2 separate regions of the Homo sapiens genome follow, and region 1 is linked to region 2. The links are chromatin contacts, found by Hi-C or POLR2A ChIA-PET in ENCODE. All regions are on one chromosome and are shown on one strand. Each heading gives the region's core, a stretch centred on a gene start or an enhancer-like site at or near the end of the contact. The rest is flanking DNA. Distances are from core to core; before and after follow the strand shown. Region 1 holds the start of PRPF8 (pre-mRNA processing factor 8). Region 2 overlaps SMYD4 (SET and MYND domain containing 4).

The links. Hi-C counts contacts between places; a loop is a spot of excess contacts on that map. ChIA-PET counts read pairs that join two places held with the same protein, here RNA polymerase II (POLR2A). Pooled maps may share reads with other maps.
Region 1: a map of B cell shows a loop between it and region 2 (11-fold over the local background). The contact joins the promoter of PRPF8 here to the enhancer-like site in region 2. A Hi-C loop is called at or near these places in 14 of 168 maps with a recorded cell type or tissue (B cell, CD14-positive monocyte, cardiac septum and 8 more), 7 of 37 single-sample maps with no recorded cell type and 11 of 50 pooled maps. POLR2A ChIA-PET finds 5 or more read pairs at or near these places in 10 of 52 experiments (AG04450, CD4-positive, alpha-beta T cell, H1 and 7 more).

What each region holds. Positions count from the first base shown.
Region 1 is chr17:1,682,454-1,686,353 of GRCh38, reverse strand. PRPF8 (pre-mRNA processing factor 8) reads left to right here and starts at 1,487. Exons shown (of 43, transcript NM_006445.4): 1 at 1,487-1,574; 2 at 1,772-1,882; 3 at 2,653-2,821. The coding sequence starts at 1,783.
Region 2 is chr17:1,780,808-1,784,838 of GRCh38, reverse strand. It overlaps SMYD4 (SET and MYND domain containing 4), which reads left to right. Exons shown (of 11, transcript NM_052928.3): 8 at 378-513; 9 at 1,363-1,479; 10 at 1,681-1,804; 11 at 3,400-4,031. The coding sequence ends at 3,553. Among named protein-coding and RNA genes, the nearest start is that of SERPINF1, 21 kb to the right of the region's middle. RefSeq lists an enhancer at 690-984. Within about 2 kb of position 1,435, at least 34 of the 41 ENCODE cell types and tissues checked have a DNase peak (open chromatin) inside an H3K27ac peak, as active enhancers do; they include B cell, CD14-positive monocyte, CD4-positive, alpha-beta T cell and 6 more, where a contact is called at or near this core.

The DNA.
Region 1 (3,900 bases), core at 238-2,737, 99 kb after region 2:
GGTCTCAGTATGTTGCCCAGGCTAGTCTTAAACTCATGAGTTTAACCAATCCTCTCGCCGCTGCCTCCCAACGTGCTAGGATTACAGGTATGAGTCACGGTGCCCGGCTTCTTTCTTAACTCTTTCTAGTAGTTCTACCACTTGGGATTACCTTTTTCCTTCCTCTCCATTTACCTTTATGAAATCCTCACATCCATCCATCTCCATCAAATCTTTAACAATTCTCCTCTGTCTTTTTTGACTGTAGGGACCTTTAGAACACCCAGCATTAAAAAATAGATTTCAGGCCGGGCATGGGGGCTCACGCCTGTAATCCCAGCACTTTGGGAGGGCCGAGGCAGGAGGATTTCGTAAGGTCAGGAGTTTGAGACCAGCCTGGCCAACATAGTGAAACCCTGTCTCTACTAAAAATCCAAAACTTAGCCGGCAGTAGTGGCGCGTGCCTGTAATCCAGCTACTCTGGAGACTGAGGCAGGAGAATTGCTTGATCCTGGGAGGTGGAGGTTGTGATGAATTGAGATCGCGCCATTGCACTCCAGTCTGGGCAACAGAGTGAGACCCTGTCTCAAAAAAACAAAAGGAATATTTTTTAAATTTTTACCGTTCTGAAAGCACATTGACATCCTTTGAATTTTTTTCTAATTATTTCACTTTGATTTGTAAATTCTCAACTAGATTCAGGGGCTGTATGGGTTACAATTCCTCTGCACCCTCCACAGAATTTCAGACTTTTTTTTTTCCCCCGAGACAGAGTCTCGCTCTGTCACCCAGGCTGGAGTGCAGTGGCGCGATCTTGGCTCACTGCAACCTCCCCCTCCCGGGTCAAGCGATTCTCCTGCCTCAGCCTCCCGAGTAGCTGGGACTACAGGCGCCCGCCACCACGCCCGGCTAATGTTTGTATTTTTAGTAGAGACGGGGTTTCACCATGTTGGCCAGGCTGGCCTCGAACTTCTGGCTTTAAGTGATCCGCCTGCCTCGGCCTCCCAAAGTGCTGCGATTCCAGGCGTGAGCCACCGCGCCCGGCCAAGGTCTTAATTCTTGCCTGCCTTTCTGCTCCCCTGTGAACTCTACTGGTTGTCTTTTTTCCTGCTTTATCCCTCGTCCTCGGTAGACAGTGATGGTTAAATGAATGAATGCATGAACAAATGACTGTCCAGGAGCTAGTACTGCATTGCATGTACACATTGATGACAACAGACATCGTACAATGCGCAATCTTGGCAAATTTATTCAAACCCTTTAGACTTCGCTCTCTCACAGTGCGACGCCGGGAGCCCATCACACGCTGAGGTCTGTCAGAGGCCCCAGAAACAGCCTCGGAAATGGAGGAGGCGGGGCTTCACCCCGACCACACCCCCTTGCGTTCAAAGCCTTTCCGCCTATGGGCCCGCCTCCTCGGCGCAGTGTGCAACTCTAATTGGTCGTCTCACTAATCCATCTGAGCACCTCGGCGCCGACTGGATCAACTGCTGAACTCGGGTTGCGCACTTCCCGGCGCTGGGAACGCGGAGCGGACGCAGTCTGGCCGCCATTGCGCTGCGGGGAAAGCGGCCTCTTGTGTGAGGGCCTGTGGGGTGCGTGGCAGGCGTTTAAGGCCGGGCTGCGGGAGGCGTGGTCGGGTCGGGCCGAGTGACCGAAGGGGTTAGGCCGGGCGGGGCTGGATGCACTGTGTGGCGGGACTGCAGGCCGGGGTCCCCGGACGCCTTTCTGCTGCGCTTCTTGTGGGCCCGGGCCTGTGGTTAGTGAATTTTTCTATCCCGCCGCTCCCCAGATTCTCCGGATATGGCCGGAGTGTTTCCTTATCGAGGGCCGGGTAACCCGGTGCCTGGCCCTCTAGCCCCGCTACCGGACTACATGTCGGAGGAGAAGCTGCAGGAGAAAGGTGAGGCGAGAGTGTGGAGCGGCGCGCGGGCCGGAGGCGGGGCGGGTGTGCGCGCGCGCAGGCGGGTGGGGACCCTCCCCGTTTGGGCAGCTCCTGAGGTGTCAGCTCCCTTGTTATTTCCAGTTAATTTTTCATCAAGTCATTTTAAGCGCGTATTATTTGCAAGCGCTGATCCAGCGGGGGTACAGTAGTGACGGAGACAAAATTCCTGTCCTTACGGGGTTTAAATTACAGCGGGAGAGACAGAGAATAACAAAACCTTGAAGCTCTGTAATAAAAATGTCAGGCCGGGCGCGGTGGCTCACGGTTGTAATCCCAGCACTTTGGGAGGCCCAGGCGGGCGGATCACCTGAGGTCAGGAGTTCGAGACCAGCCTGGCCAACACAGTGAAACCTCGTCTCTACGAAAAATACAAAAATGAGTCGTGTGTGGTGGCGCGTGTCTATAATCCCAGCTACTGGGGAGGCTGAGGCAGGAGAATGGCTTGAACCCAGGAGGCGGAGGTTGCAGTGAGCCGACATCGCACCATTGCACTCCAGCCTGGGAGACAGAGTGAAACAACCTCTCAAAAAAAAAAAAAAAAGTCAGATAGTGATCAATGTGATGAAAGGAAAAACAGAGTAAAATGGTAAGGGAATTGGCAAGGGGTGCTTCTTCCTGCTGGTGCCTGCTTCTCCCTCACACTCACTGACAGGAGCTTACCCTAGGGCAAGAGGTGAAGAGGATTAGGGGGAGGGTGTGCAGGCCTTTAAACTGAGGTGCCTTTCCAGCTCGAAAATGGCAGCAATTGCAGGCCAAGCGCTATGCAGAAAAGCGGAAGTTTGGGTTTGTGGATGCCCAGAAGGAAGACATGCCCCCAGAACATGTCAGGAAGATCATTCGAGACCATGGAGACATGACCAACAGGAAGTTCCGCCATGACAAAAGGGTTTACTTGGGGTAAGGAACATCCTGAAATAATTTCATTTGGAATTTGGCCCTTTTCCCTTCTCCCTGTCCCACAGTCTTGGATTGATGCTTTGACAGCTCATCTTGGTGGATATAAGAGAAAGGAGAAAACCAGTAGGAGTCTCTGATAATTTCTACATCTTCCACTTTTGCAGTCTGTTTCCCCTCTCTTCCCGATCTGGGACTGGTGCTTTAATTTGTCCTGTTGATGATATTATAAGATGTCCCTGGCCAGGCGCGGTGGCTCATGCCTGTAATCCCAGCACTTTGGGAGGCCGAGGCGGGTGGATCATGAGGTCAGGAGATCGAGACCATCCTGGCTAACACGGTGAAACCCCGTCTCTACTAAAAATACACAAAATTAGCTGGGCGTGGTGGCAGGTGTCTGTAGTCCCAGCTACTTGGGAGGCTGAGGCAGGAGAATGGCGTGAACCTGGGAGGCGGAACTTGTAGTGAGCCGAGATCACACCACTGCACTCTGGCCTGGGCGAAAGTACGAGACTCCGTCTCAAAAAAAAAAAAAAAATGAAAAATAAGATGTCCCTATGGTTGAGCTGGTTGAAGTCCAGAGTGGGATACTGTGCATAGTGGCAGCCTGTCGCTCCTCAGGGACCTGAATTCTGTGTTTGGGGTATTTAATTTCAGAGGTTTCCCTACTCCTGTTTTTTCTGTGGCTCTAAACTGGGCTAGTACAGGTACAGATGTCTTAGCAGATTCCTGTTCTATTTGGACACAAAAATGTTTGCCATGTAATGAACTGGAAGTTTTGTTTATTTCAAAAAATACTTAGAGAACTGTGCTGGCTGCTGGGGATATAGTAGCGAGCAGAGGGTAACAATCTCCGCCTTTCTGCAGTGTGCGGTCTAGTGGCCTGACAGACATGAGACAACTGGTGATAGTGAAGTATGGTGAATACTTTATTATGATTTATGGGAAGATGCGGAGGGAATAGGATGTGAGAGAGCCGCAAAGCTGTCTCCAGAGGGATAGCCGTTGATTTAGAGGAGCTGATACCAGCATTGTGGGATTATGACGTTTAAGAAGAGTGGTGCAAGGTGAAGTTGGAGAGG
Region 2 (4,031 bases), core at 186-2,685:
GAGATCGCACCACTGCACTCCAGCCTGGAGACCGAGCGAGACTCCATCTCAAAAAAAAGAAATGTTTGTCATCTAAAGTCCTGGCCCCAAAAAGCGACAAGAGGGGCTATAGAAGTGGAAAGAAATTGTGCACTGTACCAGTTCTGTTCCAAAAATGAAATCTCAGGTGGGATCAGCTACTGCTGATACACTTCATTAGAATTGCCGCCATTGCCGCCATCAAACAAAATTCGCTCAGACTTTCGTCACGATGTATTGTTACAGGAGTCTCTTTCCCCCATGAGGTAAGAAACTATGGAGCAGTCCTGTAATGTAAGCACAGGCGGTGTTGATAACTGACCCTGGCATTGGAATAAAGAGAAAACTGACTTCCACAGGGAGATGACGTGCTGCGCTGTGGCAGCAGATCTTGTGCAGAATCCGCCGTCAGCAGGGACCACCTGGTCTCTCGGTTACAGGACCTACAGCAGCAGGTCAGAGTGGCCCAGAAGCTTCTCAGAGATGGTGAACTAGGTGAGACTGGCTCCCTGCTTTGGTCCTCCAGCCCCTTCCCTTTTATTTGTTCTGATACCGTTTTGGACTCAGGGATACTCAGTACTGATGGGAGAATTGGATGTAATTATCCCCATGCCAGCCACAAGATGGCTATATAGGCCAGTGAGTCCAAACCCTGACCAGCTTTGTTACTGTGGGGCCCTTGAAAAGGGGCCAGGTGATTTCAGCTGTTGTTTTCTTCTGCATCTGATTGCTAAGTTGAAGTACCCCTGCCAACTAACGGGTCATCGCTGACATCCGTGAGCTGTGTGCAGTTCCAGAAGTTGAGTGTCATTTATTTTAATTCCAGGGCCTAGTGATGTAACTTCCTAGAAGGGCGGTTCTTCCCTCCTCAGAGCTAGTCTCTGCTAGAGAGCAGTGGGGCGTGAGCCCAGCTGATAGGAGTGTCTTGCTTTTGTCTGAGACTTGCGGAGCTCCCCATTGCCCTTGAAAACCCTGCCTTAGAGCTTGACATCATGGGATTTTTATTTACCCTGCTTTATGAAAGTTGACCTTTAGCTTAGATTTCAGGGTCAAGAGAAATCATGGCCGTACGTGAAAGGTAGAGTTGGTCGAGTTGGGAAGTTAATGTTGAAAATACAGTGTAAATGTGGGGAGGCCTCCCCTAGCGCCTTTCTCCACTGACAGAGAAAACAGAAGAAAACAGCAGCTTTATTGGAACAGACATTGTGCGTTGGTGACAACCCAGGGAGGCCAGGGGGAATTTCCACATTCAGCCCAGCTGATTCAGAGGATTTGAGACCTGGATTCTCATTCCTAGGACTGGGCTTCTGTCTATAGTGAGACGTCTTTCCTCTGCATTGACAGAGCGAGCTGTTCAGCGGCTGTCGGGGTGCCAGCGTGACGCCGAGAGCTTCCTGTGGGCAGAGCACGCCGTGGTGGGAGAGATCGCGGATGGCCTGGCCCGGGCCTGTGCTGCCTTAGGTACAGCATGAGCCTTCACGTTCTGCGTCGGGAACAGTCTGCTGTGGGCACTTCGCCGTGGCCCCGGCCTTGTCTGCCTGGTTACCCCCCGCTCTGTAAACTGAGGGTGCTCCCCCTCTCGTTCCATTTCCTCCCCCTGAAAATATGCATCCACAGTTGACAGTGGTTCTTTTCTGGAACAAGATTTTTCTCTTCTCACAGGAGACTGGCAAAAGTCAGCCACCCATCTACAGAGGAGTCTCTACGTGGTGGAGGTTCGCCACGGGCCGTCCAGTGTTGAAATGGGCCATGAGCTCTTCAAATTGGCCCAGATCTTTTTCAACGGGTGAGTCCCTTTCCCACTTCACAGGGCACACACTGTTCCTTTCCTAGGCTCTTCTGGGTATTACTTTTTTTCTATGGTGTTTTTAAAAGCATGTTGAAACTTCTTTATTTCCTCTTTAGGAGAGATCTTTGCCTTCTGTTTTGCTAACAAACATAACGCTTTAGAATTTCCTCCTGGGAGGCGGAGCTTGCAGTGAGCCAAGATCGCGCCACTGCACTGTAGCCTGGGCGACAGAGCGAGACTCCATCTCAAAAAAAAAAAAAAAAAGAATTTCCTCCTGGGAGATATGGGGAAAGCTTTTAGATCTCAAGTGAGTTTCCCAGAGAGAACTTGGCCAGGCAGCCCCACCCACCCTCCAGTATAGCTCTCCTTCTGGTTGTTCTCTGGTTCGTCACAGCCCCTTTGGCTGTCTCATTCCCAGCACTCTCAGCTCCAGGCTCTCTGCCTTCTCCCTACTCTGCATCCTCTTCCTTTTAAAGCGTTTGCTTGAACCAGGGCTGATTTTACCCCCAGACAACATGTGGCATTGCCTGGAGACTTTTTTTTTTTTTTTTTTGAGAAGGGGTCTTGCTGTCTTGCCCAGGCTGGAGTACAGTGGCTCGGTCACAGCTCACTGCTTCCTGCAACTCCTGGGCTCAAGCGATCTCTGGAGACATTTTGGATTGTCATGACTTGGAAGGGGGGTGCTGCTGGCATCTATTCGAAAGAGGCCAGAGGTGCTGCTAAGCATCCTCCCGGGTACAAGACAGTGCCCCCCCCACCAACCCCAGCAAAGAAGGAGCCAGCAACAGTGTCAATAGTGTCAGGGTCGAGAAACCCTGCTTTTTTGCTGCTGTTGTTTGTTTTTTGTTTTAAATCCCCTGTTCTACTTTGAAGGTTAAAAGGAAAGAACAGCACGCTGATGAGCTGATGCCAAATCCACTTTTGCTACTGAGACCATTTAGGGCCCAATTTCAGGATTTCCGGGTGGAACCTCCAACCCTGGTAAAGCTGCCCTTGGTGTATGTGGCTATGAGAAAGTGCTTAAAGCTTCAACCTAAGGCTGTGCTGAGTGGGCCTGGTACCCAAGACACAGAGACATTCTGTTTGGTCAGAGAGAGAGAAAAGGGCTGCAGAGTTAGGTCAGAGGTCAGCCCTAAGATGGTCACCCTAAAATGAAAACTGCTATGTAAACCTGTGGTAAATACCAGATGAAAACTTTGAGGCCGGGTGTGGTAGCTCACGCCTGTAATCCAGCTGCCCAGGAGGTTGAGGCAGGAGAATCACTTGAACCCGGGAGGCGGAGGTTGCAGTGAGCCGAGGTCGCACAAATACCTGGGCGACAAGAGTGAAACTCTTGTCTCAAAAAAAAAAAAAAAAGCTTTGAGATTTGCCTCGTGTTCTCAGGATCCTGGCGTCTATACTATCTTTTATAACTGTTTTCTCACACTTTTGTTTTGCAGCGTGTTTGTGACAGTGTCTTACTTACTGTTCTAGATTGTAGGATCCTTGATGACAGAAATGATCTTACATTCTTCACGGTGTGTGAGTAGGCCCTCAATTAACATTTGCCTCACAAATCAGTGAACTAACTCCTCTTACCTCCCTTGGCTCAGGTTTGCAGTACCCGAAGCCCTGAGCACAATACAGAAAGCTGAGGAGGTTCTGTCGCTGCACTGTGGCCCATGGGACGATGAAATCCAGGAGCTCCAGAAGATGAAATCCTGTTTGTTGGACTTACCACCCACCCCTGTAGGGCCTGCATTGTAGGGTTCCAGGAGGATTTTGACCCACAGAAAAGGAGCCCATGGAACACAAGTTAAAGAGGTTTTGCTGGCCAGGTATGGTGGCTCACGCCTGTAATCCCAGCACTTTGGGAGGCTAAGGTGGGCGGATCACCTGATGTCAGGAGTTCAAGACCAGCCTGGCCAACATGGTGAAACCCCATCTTTACTAAAAATACAAAAAACTAGCCAGGCGTGGTGGTGGGCACCTGTAATCCCAGCTACTTGGGAGGCTGAGGCAGGAGAATCTCTTGAACCCAGGAGGCGGAGGTTGCAGTGAGCCGAGATCGCTCCACTGCACTCCAGCCCAGGTGACAGTGTGAGACTCCATCTCAAAAAAAAAAATAAGAGGCCGGGTGCGGTGGCTCAAGCCTGTAATCCCAGCACTTTGGGAGGCCGAGGCAGGCAGATCACGAGGTCAGGAGATCCAGACCATCCTGGCTAACACGGTGAAACCCCGTCTC